Regions from separate parts of the Homo sapiens genome. Here all the other regions are linked to region 1. The links are chromatin contacts, found by Hi-C or POLR2A ChIA-PET in ENCODE. All regions are on one chromosome and are shown on one strand. Each heading gives the region's core, a stretch centred on a gene start or an enhancer-like site at or near the end of the contact. The rest is flanking DNA. Distances are from core to core; before and after follow the strand shown. Region 1 holds the start of GALNT5 (polypeptide N-acetylgalactosaminyltransferase 5). Region 2 overlaps LOC105373714 (a long non-coding RNA gene). Region 3 overlaps GPD2 (glycerol-3-phosphate dehydrogenase 2).

Evidence for each region. Hi-C counts contacts between places; a loop is a spot of excess contacts on that map. ChIA-PET counts read pairs that join two places held with the same protein, here RNA polymerase II (POLR2A). Pooled maps may share reads with other maps.
Region 2: a map with no recorded cell type shows a loop between it and region 1 (13-fold over the local background). The contact joins the enhancer-like site here to the promoter of GALNT5 in region 1. A Hi-C loop is called at or near these places in 3 of 37 single-sample maps with no recorded cell type and 11 of 50 pooled maps. POLR2A ChIA-PET finds 5 or more read pairs at or near these places in 1 of 52 experiments (activated CD4-positive, alpha-beta T cell).
Region 3: a loop to region 1 is called in a pooled map, with 12 times the contacts of the local background. The contact joins the enhancer-like site here to the promoter of GALNT5 in region 1. A Hi-C loop is called at or near these places in 5 of 37 single-sample maps with no recorded cell type and 4 of 50 pooled maps.

The regions. Positions count from the first base shown.
Region 1 is chr2:157,256,426-157,260,022 of GRCh38, forward strand. It overlaps GALNT5 (polypeptide N-acetylgalactosaminyltransferase 5), which reads left to right and starts at 1,280. Exons shown (of 10, transcript NM_014568.3): 1 at 1,280-3,111. The coding sequence starts at 1,658.
Region 2 is chr2:157,897,107-157,900,991 of GRCh38, forward strand. All of the region lies in intron 1 of LOC105373714 (a long non-coding RNA gene), which reads left to right. Among named protein-coding and RNA genes, the nearest start is that of ACVR1, 23 kb to the left of the region's middle. Within about 2 kb of position 1,610, at least 6 of the 41 ENCODE cell types and tissues checked have a DNase peak (open chromatin) inside an H3K27ac peak, as active enhancers do.
Region 3 is chr2:156,536,422-156,540,111 of GRCh38, forward strand. The region is part of intron 6 of GPD2 (glycerol-3-phosphate dehydrogenase 2); the gene reads left to right. Among named protein-coding and RNA genes, the nearest start is that of GPD2, 100 kb to the left of the region's middle. RefSeq lists an enhancer at 2,230-2,289. Within about 2 kb of position 1,775, at least 2 of the 41 ENCODE cell types and tissues checked have a DNase peak (open chromatin) inside an H3K27ac peak, as active enhancers do.

The DNA.
Region 1 (3,597 bases), core at 30-2,529:
ATTAAATGTCTCATAGGCAATGTTCAAAAACCAAAAACAAACAAACAAAAAATTGAGACTTTTTTTCTAGACCAGTGTTTCTCAACTTTAGCTGCACATTTGAAAGACCTGGGAAGCTTTGTAAAAAAAAAAAAAAAAAAAAAAATATATATATATATATATATATATATATATATATATATATATATTTAATACAATATCAGCCCAAATGTCATCTCCACCTCCTCTCTCATCAATTGACCAGAGTTTTGGGGATCTTGTTTCAAGTGGTTCTAATGAAAAGCCTGTGGCGGAACTGCTACCCTACCAGTCAACCAGCATCACTCAAAATCTGGTCCAAGTCCTGGTGTGGTCCTGAAACTGTTGCTTGCTGGTTTAAGACGAGATAAGTACTGAAACTGAGAGTAAGTGTATCTTAATCTGTTCAGGCTACTATAGAAGAATAACATAGACTAAGTGACTCATAAACAACAGAAACTTATTTCTCACAGTTCTAGAGACTGAGAAGTCAGAAATCAAGGCACCAGCAGATTCGTTGACTGGTGAAGGCCCATTTCCTGGTTCATAGATGGCACCTTCTCATTATGTCTTCACTTTGTGGAATGGCAAGGCAATAGGGCCTCTTTTTTAAGGGTGCTGATCCCATTCATGAGGGCTCTATCCTTATAATGAAATCACCTTCAAAAGCCCTACCTCCTAATACTATCACATTTATGATTAGGTTTCAACATATGAATTTTGGGTGGACATAAACATTCAGACCATAACAAAGTGTTTAGAAACTTTTATAGCAGTATGACAAATTAAGTTTATTTGTAATCAAATGTAATAATAAAAACAGATGGATTAGTGAAAAAAAAATAGTTGGCTTACAAAGAAATACATTGAAACCCCTTGAATGAATGATCTAAATAATTAAACATATACATCTCTGGAAGTGAGGATATACCAGGCCCCTTCTTTAAGCTGTTATGTCTTAAAGCTGAAATGTTAACTTCAGTGATAAATTCCTCAGGCAGAGCATTGGCACCTGGCTACAACAGGGTTAATGAGCAGGAGTAGGGTAGGTGGGGTCACAAACCAGGAACACATGCCCTCCAAGTTAGATAGCTTTTTTTCCTCTTTAATTGCCGTTTAAACACACATGCTCTCACATAACACAGAAGGTGAGAGCTGAATGAAGTTTTCTGGGTAATGGCATGAAATGTTTTCCTTATGAGAAGTGGTGTTGAGTTACAGCGTGCAGACGGAGAACGGGGAGGAGAGAAACGGCAGTCTCAATCTGGCCCCCACCTTTTCTTGGGCTTGTAGGAAGGTGGACATGGGCTCCCGGAGACAAGACAAGTGATATGTTGAACTGTTCGGTGGCTGGAATCAACTGCTCCTGGAGTGACCTAAGGCCAGTGTTTATCAGAACTTAGCCAGGGCCAGCCAAGCAGGCACAGATGCTCTGCTATGAAATGCCACGCAGGCAGAGACTGACAAGCGGTAGGAACTGAGCTTTCCCCTTGGACTGCTGCTTCCTGCTGTGTTCAGGGGAGGGGGTCACTTTCTGGCAACTCTGCTGCTGCTGCTGCTGCTGCTGCTACTTCAGCTTCCTCTCCACTCAAGGTAAGCAGGCTAAGGGAGGGCAGGCTGCTAGGGAAAGCTTTGTACCATGAACAGGATCCGAAAGTTTTTCCGAGGAAGTGGGCGAGTCTTGGCATTTATCTTTGTAGCTTCTGTCATCTGGCTCCTCTTTGACATGGCAGCTCTCCGCCTCTCATTCAGTGAGATCAACACTCGGGTCATCAAGGAAGACATTGTGAGGAGGGAGCGGATAGGATTCAGAGTTCAGCCAGACCAAGGAAAAATTTTTTACAGCAGCATAAAAGAGATGAAACCTCCCCTAAGGGGACATGGGAAAGGGGCATGGGGCAAAGAGAATGTTAGAAAAACTGAGGAGAGTGTGCTCAAGGTTGAGGTGGACTTGGACCAAACCCAGAGGGAAAGAAAAATGCAGAATGCCCTGGGAAGGGGCAAGGTTGTGCCGTTGTGGCATCCTGCACATCTGCAGACCCTCCCTGTGACTCCTAACAAGCAGAAGACAGACGGGAGAGGCACCAAACCTGAAGCCTCCTCTCACCAGGGGACACCAAAGCAAACGACAGCTCAGGGGGCTCCAAAGACCTCATTCATAGCAGCAAAAGGAACTCAGGTAGTCAAAATATCAGTACACATGGGACGTGTCAGTTTAAAACAGGAGCCCCGGAAGAGTCATAGTCCCAGCAGTGACACATCAAAACTAGCAGCTGAAAGGGACTTGAATGTGACCATCAGTCTTAGTACTGATAGACCAAAGCAGCGATCACAGGCAGTAGCAAACGAGAGGGCACACCCTGCCAGCACAGCAGTGCCGAAGTCTGGGGAAGCCATGGCCTTAAACAAAACTAAGACTCAGAGCAAAGAAGTCAATGCAAATAAACACAAAGCCAATACGAGTCTTCCTTTTCCTAAGTTCACTGTCAATTCAAATCGCTTAAGGAAGCAATCTATTAATGAGACACCTTTGGGAAGTTTGTCAAAGGATGATGGAGCTAGAGGGGCTCATGGGAAGAAACTCAATTTCTCTGAAAGCCATCTTGTGATTATAACCAAAGAGGAAGAGCAAAAGGCAGACCCCAAAGAGGTCTCTAATTCTAAAACCAAAACAATATTTCCTAAAGTATTGGGTAAAAGCCAAAGTAAACACATTTCCAGGAATAGAAGTGAGATGTCTTCCTCTTCACTTGCTCCACATAGAGTGCCACTGTCCCAAACTAACCATGCTTTAACTGGAGGGCTAGAGCCAGCAAAAATCAACATAACTGCCAAAGCCCCCTCTACAGAATACAACCAGAGTCATATAAAAGCCCTTTTACCTGAAGACAGTGGAACGCACCAGGTGTTAAGAATTGATGTGACACTTTCTCCAAGGGACCCCAAAGCTCCAGGGCAGTTTGGGCGTCCTGTAGTTGTCCCCCATGGAAAGGAGAAGGAGGCAGAAAGAAGATGGAAAGAAGGAAACTTCAATGTCTACCTTAGCGATTTGATCCCAGTGGATAGAGCCATTGAAGACACCAGACCTGCTGGGTAAGACCTATTTCTCTTCTCTTTCCTCAACCCCAAGTGCTTTGGCTGTTATGTAAAGAGGATTTATTGCTAGATAATTCTGTGTGATTTTTGGTCACCTAGAGAATTAAAGAAACATTAATCATTGGATATCATTCAAATATTTCACCAGCTACAGAGACAAAAATTCTCTTATTAGCAGTTGCAGAGTTCTTGTTCTCTGAGACTTTGGTCCCTACCATTAGCTCATGTTCAATTTTCTTCCCTCTGTTGAAAACCTATTAAAATGATTAGATGAACTCAGTTCATAATAACGTGTATATAAATGGTAGAGCTTAAAGTGTAATTCCATTAGAATAGTGACAATGAAGTGAATTCCCAATTTTGGAACTTTTCATTATTAGCAAGTTTGTCAGGAATATATTTGGGAAAGAAGCACACAGAAGGACTCTTCTAGGCCTCCCTGGAATCATATCTTAACCAGCAGAATTCTGCCTAATCATAAGT
Region 2 (3,885 bases), core at 360-2,859, 640 kb after region 1:
TCTTGGGCAAGTTATTGAGTATCTCTGAACCTCACTCTACTCATGGGTAAAAAAGATAATAAGGCTTACTTCAGTTTTGGGGAGTTACTGAAATAGGTGTGTAAACCAGCTGGCACTGTGATTAGGTGCTCAATGGTAGCAGTTCCACCATTATTCTTTCCATCATGGCCACTCTGCACTGTAGTCTCACCAGAGTCACATGACTTTTAAAATAAAGTGTTCCTGTGAGAGGAGCCACAAGGAGGCTGTGGAAGTGGGAGTTGATTCTTGGGTTTAAAGACTTTTTTTGGTTTGTTTTTGTTTTTGAGAGAAGGTCTTGCTCTGTTGCCTAGGCTAGAGTGCAGTGGTATGATCATAGCCCACTGCAGCCTCAACCTCCCGGGCTCAAGCAATCCTCCCACCTCAGCCTTCTGAGTAGCTGGGACTACATGTGCACCATGCCCAACTGATTTTTGTATTTTTTGTAGAGACGGGGTTTCACCACATTGCCCAGGCTGGTCTTGAGCTCCTGGACTCAACCAATCTGCCTGCCTCAGCCTCTCAAAGTGCTGGGCTTGCAGGCATGAGCCACCATGTCTGGTCTTTCTCTTTCTGTCTGTCTGGCTTGCTTGCTTGCTTGCTTGCTTGCTTGCTTGCTTGCTTGCTTGCTTGCTTCCTTTCTTCTGTTCTTCCTTTCACTGCTTCTCTTTTTTTTTTTTTTTTTTTTTGACAAACTCAGTCATAAAGTCTTTGGTGAATGAAAAAGAAAGTGAAAGATTAAAGGGAAGAGCAGTAACTGAAAAACAGGTGCCGTGGTGCACACTTGTAGTTCAAGCTACTTGGGAGGCTGAGATGGGAGGATTGCTTGGACCCAGGAGTTCGAGGTTGCAGTGAACTATGAAAAAAAAAAGATCACTGAAGATGGATCAGAAATGGCAGATTTATAGACCTATGTGAGGCAAAAAAAGAATGGAAAGAAAAGGAAGGAAGGAGGCCAGGCACAGTGGCTCATGTCTGTAATCCCAGCACTTTAGGAGGCCGAGGCTGGTGGATCATGAGGTCAGGAGATTGAGACCATCCTGGGTAACATGGTGAAACCCCATCTGTACTCAAAATACAAAAAAATTAGTCGGGTGTGGTGGTAGCGCCAGTAATCCCAGCTACTCGGGAGGCTGAGGCAGGAGAATCGCTTGAACCCGGGAGGCGGAGGTTACGGTGAGCCAAGATTGCGCCACTGCACTCCAGCCTGGGTGACAGAGTGAGACTCCCTCTCAAAAATGGAAAGGGAAAGGGAAGGGAAAGGAGAGAGGAAGGGAAGGGGGAGAGAGAGGAAGGAAGGAAGGAAGGAGGAAGGAAAGAAGAAAAAAAAAAGAGGTGATGAGCTGTAATCTCTAGTCAACAAAACCTGACTAGAATGTTGCCTGAGAACTTCTATAAAGGGTCCTGCAGGTTTTTTGAGGAATATGGGTCGGGTGGGGAGTAGCCCATCCTATGGAAATGATACTACTGTTCATATAACTGTTGCCTCTCAGCCATCTAGACTGCTGTTTGGGTGGGCGGGATGGAGAAATACTATTCTGTTAAAACTAAGAGCTTTGAAGTGGAGACAAACACAATCTGGTAGTATCACAGAGGCATTATTCACCCTGATGACTCACACTCTGGCTCCCACACAGCAGAGGCAAGAAGTAACATTAGTGACCTTGAAGATGTTGGCCAAGTATAGACCCAGCATTAAAACCTGAGTTCAAATGAACGTGTGTGTGTGTTTGTGTGTGTGTGTGTGTGTGTGTGTAGAGAGAGACAGAGACAGAAAGAGAGACTAAGAGAATACATGTTAAAGAGAATGTATGGTGAACAATTCTAAAAACCAGTATAAAAACTTCATATTGAAAGAGCTAACTCAACTAAATAATAAGTACTTACAAGGAAATAATCATTATGTGAGTGGGTCTCAGCTCAAAGCATTGATAAAGTTGTTCAGAGCGAGAACATTTAAAAGCATCATTGTTAGTGAGGAGGTAAATAGGAAACCCAGTCCCTATTCCTGGGCTCAAATCTCCCTCATCATTTCCATTCATCATGACTCTTTATGAATCCAGTTTGCTGAAAGTAATGTTTTCTGTGTTCCCAACCACACACTGCTCTATGTTCGGAGCCCTACAGACAAAATTCAAACAGATGCAGTCCCCAGGCCTTTGACAACATGCAATAGAAAGCAGACAATAATAAAAGAATGCATCGGAACCTACAGATGTGCAGGCAGCTGCACAAATGGCAAACAGAGTCATGACCTTAGACCAGATGGTCCCTGTGGCTTAGTAAAAAATTATCAACGTAGAACCCAGGCACAGTTTCAGGTTGATAGAGATAGCTAGTTCCTGGAATTGTACATTGAAACCTCAGAGAAAAATAAAAGCAAAACCAACCATGAAGTCATTTAAAGCTGACGAGAAGAGAGAACTTTAGGAGTTATGTACTAAACAGCTAGAATAGAAAGGGTTTCCAGTTACGGAGTTTGCCACATGGAAAAACCAGGGGATGATAGTGGAGCACACCATTGTAAACAGTGAAGAATCTCATTGGTCACCATGTTTGCATGGACAAAAGAAGAGGACTGGAGTGCAAGGGCTGTAGAGGATGGCTTAAAGGTAGACTTGAGACAAGTGTACTCAGAGTTTGTTTCTCGTTTAAGTTTCCAAAGGTTTTATGGTTATGTTTCGGGTTATATTTGTCCCTCAGCATTTCTTTTTTTTTTCTTTCTTTCTTTTTTTTGAGACAGAACCTCTCTGTGTTACCAGGCTGGAGTACAGATGCGCAATCCCGGCTCACTGCAACCTCCACCTCCCAGGTTCAAGCAATTCTCCTACCTCAGCCTCCCAAGTAGCTGGGACTACAGGCACATGCCACAATGCCCAGCTAATTTTTGTATTTTTAGTAGAGACAGGGTTTCACCATTTTGGCCAGGATGGTCTCGATCTCTTGACCTCGTGATCTGCCCACCTCGGCCTCCCAAAGTGCTGAAATTACAGGCATGAGCCACTGCACCCGGCCCTATTTTTTTTTTAAAGTGTTTACCTTTCATGGGTGCATATAATAGTTACAGGAAGTAAGGTGTGGTTTACTCAGAATTCATAACTATAATTAAAACAACAACAACAAAAAACCTCTTAGGATCTTTTCTCTGCAATTAACAGTAGCCCAACTCAAAATAGCCTAAGGAGAAAAGAGACTATCATAAGAAAATCCATGTGTTTCCCAGACTCCAAGAACTGGAATGTAGGTGGGTCGCACTTAACCACACTTAAATACCACAAGCACTCTCTGTCCATCTTTTGTCTTTGTTTTGCCAGTTGGCTTCCTTCTTTGCTTGCTGCCAGCTAACCTGCTGTAGTGTTCATGCGTGCACATGGGAAACACAACTGCCAATAGGCCACATCTTATGTTTCTTCCTTTTCAAACAGCAGCAAGATTGACCTGAGTCTTAGTCTAATTCCAAACTCCTGGGAAAGGGTTAAGATTGATCCCATTTGGGTCAGGTAGCCACCCCTGAATGAATTAATGGTAGCCACTGGGTCACAATGTATTAACTCAGCTCCCATCGCTGCCATATTTGTAAACATGTGGAGGGGACAGTTCCTAGGAAAGAATGGTACTGACTAGACAAAGGGTATTTATGTATCAAGATGCTTTGGGCTGGGTATTTATTATGTCACATAACAAAAAGTCTTGCCTGCAATTTAATGAGTCTGAGATTCAAGTCAATGCAATTTAACCAGTACTTATTGAGCACCTACTAAGTGCCAGGCACTGTTTTTGGTGCTGGTGATGTATGAGTGAATAAAGCAGGCAATAATCTCTGCCTTCAGGGAGCGTATATTCTATGGTTGGTTAATTCAGTGACTC
Region 3 (3,690 bases), core at 525-3,024, 720 kb before region 1:
GATGAATTCAAAACTCAAAAAGTAAAATTGCCTTTGAATTTGTATCCTCAGCTACGATATTGATTGAAAATCGATGAGTAACTCTTATTCTTGTTTTCTATAGGCAGTAAGAAATTCACAGAATCTATTTACAGCTATACGTGACAGCACTTAACCTTGACTATGCCTGCTAAAAGGTTTCTTGACTTTAAAATGTGGATACTCTTCAAGATTTGAGGGCAGGGCTTCTCCTAAGGTAGAGGCAGAGAAGTAAACCAGCAACAAGTAGGGCTCAAGATCTAGCCTGTCTGATCAGGCTTCCAGACCAAGGAGTGGCAGCAGTCCAAACCACCTGTCTCTGCTGACTAGGCAATCTTAATAGCCATCCCACTCCTCATCAGTACGTGGGATCTGAGCACAGGTCTAAGCAGATTAATAGTTTTCTTAGTGAAGTGATCCATGGAGTCAAATGCATGACAGTATCTTCAGGATTCTGTGGGAAGAGGAGGGGGTCTATGGAGGACACTAGGTCATCCCCTTGAAAAGAGAGATAGAGACCATTACTTGAGGGAAGAGCTAAGCAGAATGTCAGAGCTTTGGCTAAGCAAACAGATATGAGCAGAGTTCTAGTTCAACTAGGAGCACAGAGTGAGAACCAGATATTGGGGCAGGAACTCTTCTGTTTGACGTCTACAGTGGGAGAGACTGCACACCTGTGAGCACAGGGATTCCTTTGTGTAGGGGTTCCTTAAAGACAGATAACAGTTTATGGGCAGATAACAGTTTCCAGAGGGATGGGGCTCCCTGTATAATGCCAGGGGCTGCCAGGATTGACTTAGGATTGACTCAGGGACTGCGTGGGGCTGACCCTGCAGGTTGAATGCTGTCAGTGATTACAACAGGGCAAGGGCACCTTGACTGTCTCAGAAACTAATAGAATCTTTCTTTGACAATAACCACTGGCGAGCATTTCCAGGAAGTCTTTGAAAATTGCTGGGAGTCTGGGCAAGAAACTCCACTCACTGAAAGCATGGTATTTGATTCATTATAAAACAGAAGGAAAAACATTAGTAATAGACGTGGTATGTCCCAGCCTTGTATAGTTGAAAGTAAAACTAAGTCATACGTTTTCAATTTGGTGTGACATTGTCTAATTTCTAAATTTATTATTATTTTGAAATTATAGGAAATGATTAGAAGTATGAGGGTGTGCTTCTTCTGTTGTTTATTTTTCACATTTGAGTCTTACTACATGTCACCATTGTCCAGCATTTCAGAGACAAAGGGAGTATTTTTGACATTCATTAAAACTGTTTTGGTGAAAGAGCTGTATTACGGTACTATTTAATTTTTATAATAGTTTATCAGAAATGAGATTAGAGCCTATTTATTGAATTATCTTATTTTGAAACTCTCACATATTTATTGAGTACAGATTAGAATCAAACTGTTTAGAATATTAGAAAAGTCTTTTTCAAGTACAAAGGGCAGAGATTATATCTGTAGGTAGTTCCCCCAAACCCCCGAGGGGAAGTTTTGTTTTAAATGTTTACATGTTTTATATTGACACATTTGTTGGCTTAAAAAATATGGCAATAGCATCTAGCATAGTGCTAGATGTATGTGGTTGCAATTTGACATTATTTTATTGATAACTATATTGTGTATAAACTTTCTTTTCATGTCTTTTTATGTGAGAGACATCAGATATTCTACTAGCTGTTAGGAGGTAGTGAAATTAAGTTGATTCTCACAGTATTTGCATCTCAGTCTTCTGCCTCAGCATGTGACCTTGCCTGTGAAGGTTCAGAATAGCTGTTTTATTATTTCGCTTAGGGTGATCGGGCTCTGGTAAATTGATTGGCACTAGCCCAACTCACAGCCTATTGAATCATGAATTTATTACTTTAGGCAACAAATAGTTTAACACCTTCCTACATGCCATACATTGTTGTCCTTGCAGGAGGTAAACTCTTGGAGAAGATGGTGGGGGATAGAACCAAGTTCCTGCCCTTAATTTATTCATTCCTATGAGAAGTGAAACATTCATGTAAAACAGATGACTCAGATTGCTGTTAAAAAAAAAAAAAAATCCAGTAGGGCAAACCTATTTGAATAACCAAATTAAGATCAGGATTGGCTGGGTGTGGTGGTTCACGCCTGTAATCCCAGCACTTTGGGAGGCCAAGGTGGGTGGATCACGAGGTCAGGAGATTGAGACCATCCTGGCTAACACGGTGAAACCCCGTCTCTACTAAAAATACAAAAAAATTAGCTGGGCATGGTGGCGGGCTCCTGTAGTCCCAGCTACTCGGGAGGCTGAGGCAGGAGAATGGTGTGAATCCAGGAGGGGGAGCTTGCAGTGAGCCGAGATCACGCCACTGCACTGCAGCCTGTGCAACAGAGCAAGACTGCATCTCAAAAAAAAAAAAAAAAAAGATCAGGATTTTGCCTAGTAACTATAGAGTTCAAGCAGAAGCAATGAAATGGTCTAAACTATAGCTTAAAAAACAATATCTGTTAAAGATATCTTTGTCAAGTAAGTCTGAATATTTTGCTTTTATAGTTAAAAAGATAATTAAATTCTGACTTTTTCATTTCATCTTTTAGAGTCTCAAGCCCCATATAAAGTTTCCAAATAAACATTAATTCTGGGTTGCTGAGAGATGTTATTCTGATAACTGAGGAATGTTTATGATTGAGGTATTAAATAAAAGGTTATCTTAACAAAAGGAGAAGGAAGGTAAATGTAGTAGAAGGCAATCTGTTAACAATATTAGCTTCATTCTTATAATGCTTTGCAGTTTACAAATGCTTTCACATATGCTGGAATCTGATTATTTCAGCGGTTCTAGGGGATTGGTAGAGAGGCTGTTGTTAGACCTACTTAATAGATGAAACAGACTCTGATGAGGAAAGGGACGTCCCCAGAACCTGAGTTAGTGGCTGGTTGGGTCCTGAACTCACACATTCGGAGTCTCCAGCATCAGTGCTCTCTGATGGGGGCCAAGAGTTAGCCTGCTTTTCATGTAAATGCCCTAGTACACATTCCTTTCAGACAATCAGGACATTGGGTTCAGGTCAGACTGATTTGATAACAATTTGATAAGGTGTGGAATCTTCCTGTGATTAAAGAGAGAAATCTGATAAGGTACAAGACTTACCATGAAACAGATAAAGGCTCTCTCAAAAGGCTGCCTCCAGTTAGAATTCCCCAGCTGGTCCTTGGCACATGGTTCCATGTGTTTATTATGTAGCTCACACTCGAAATCACCCCTGGGGCAGGTTGAGCCATTCCAGCATTTTGTAAAAAGTTGTGTGCATGTGCTCACACACAAATGAGGAAAAGAGGACTGAAAAAAATGGTTCTGTGAAAGTGAAAGGATTCACTTGCTTTTCCCAGTCCTATTATGAAAGATGGTTTAGTTATATCAAAGGGCTTCTTTTGACTTGTTGTATAATTCGATTCTTGAGTTTTCAGTTGGCTTATTTGAAATTTTGTAAATTGCAATTTATAAAATTGGAGGGCCCTGAGAGATCAAGTTCCACTTGTGGCTCGAGGAATGAGGATACTGAGATTAGGGGTTAGGGCTTGCTCAGGTTTTTGTTGCAGACAGGAAAAACAAAAAATCTGGTTAACTTAAACAGAAAAGAAATTCTCTGATAGGACATTGAGCAGCAGGCAGAAATACTGGGAAGACAGAGACCTAG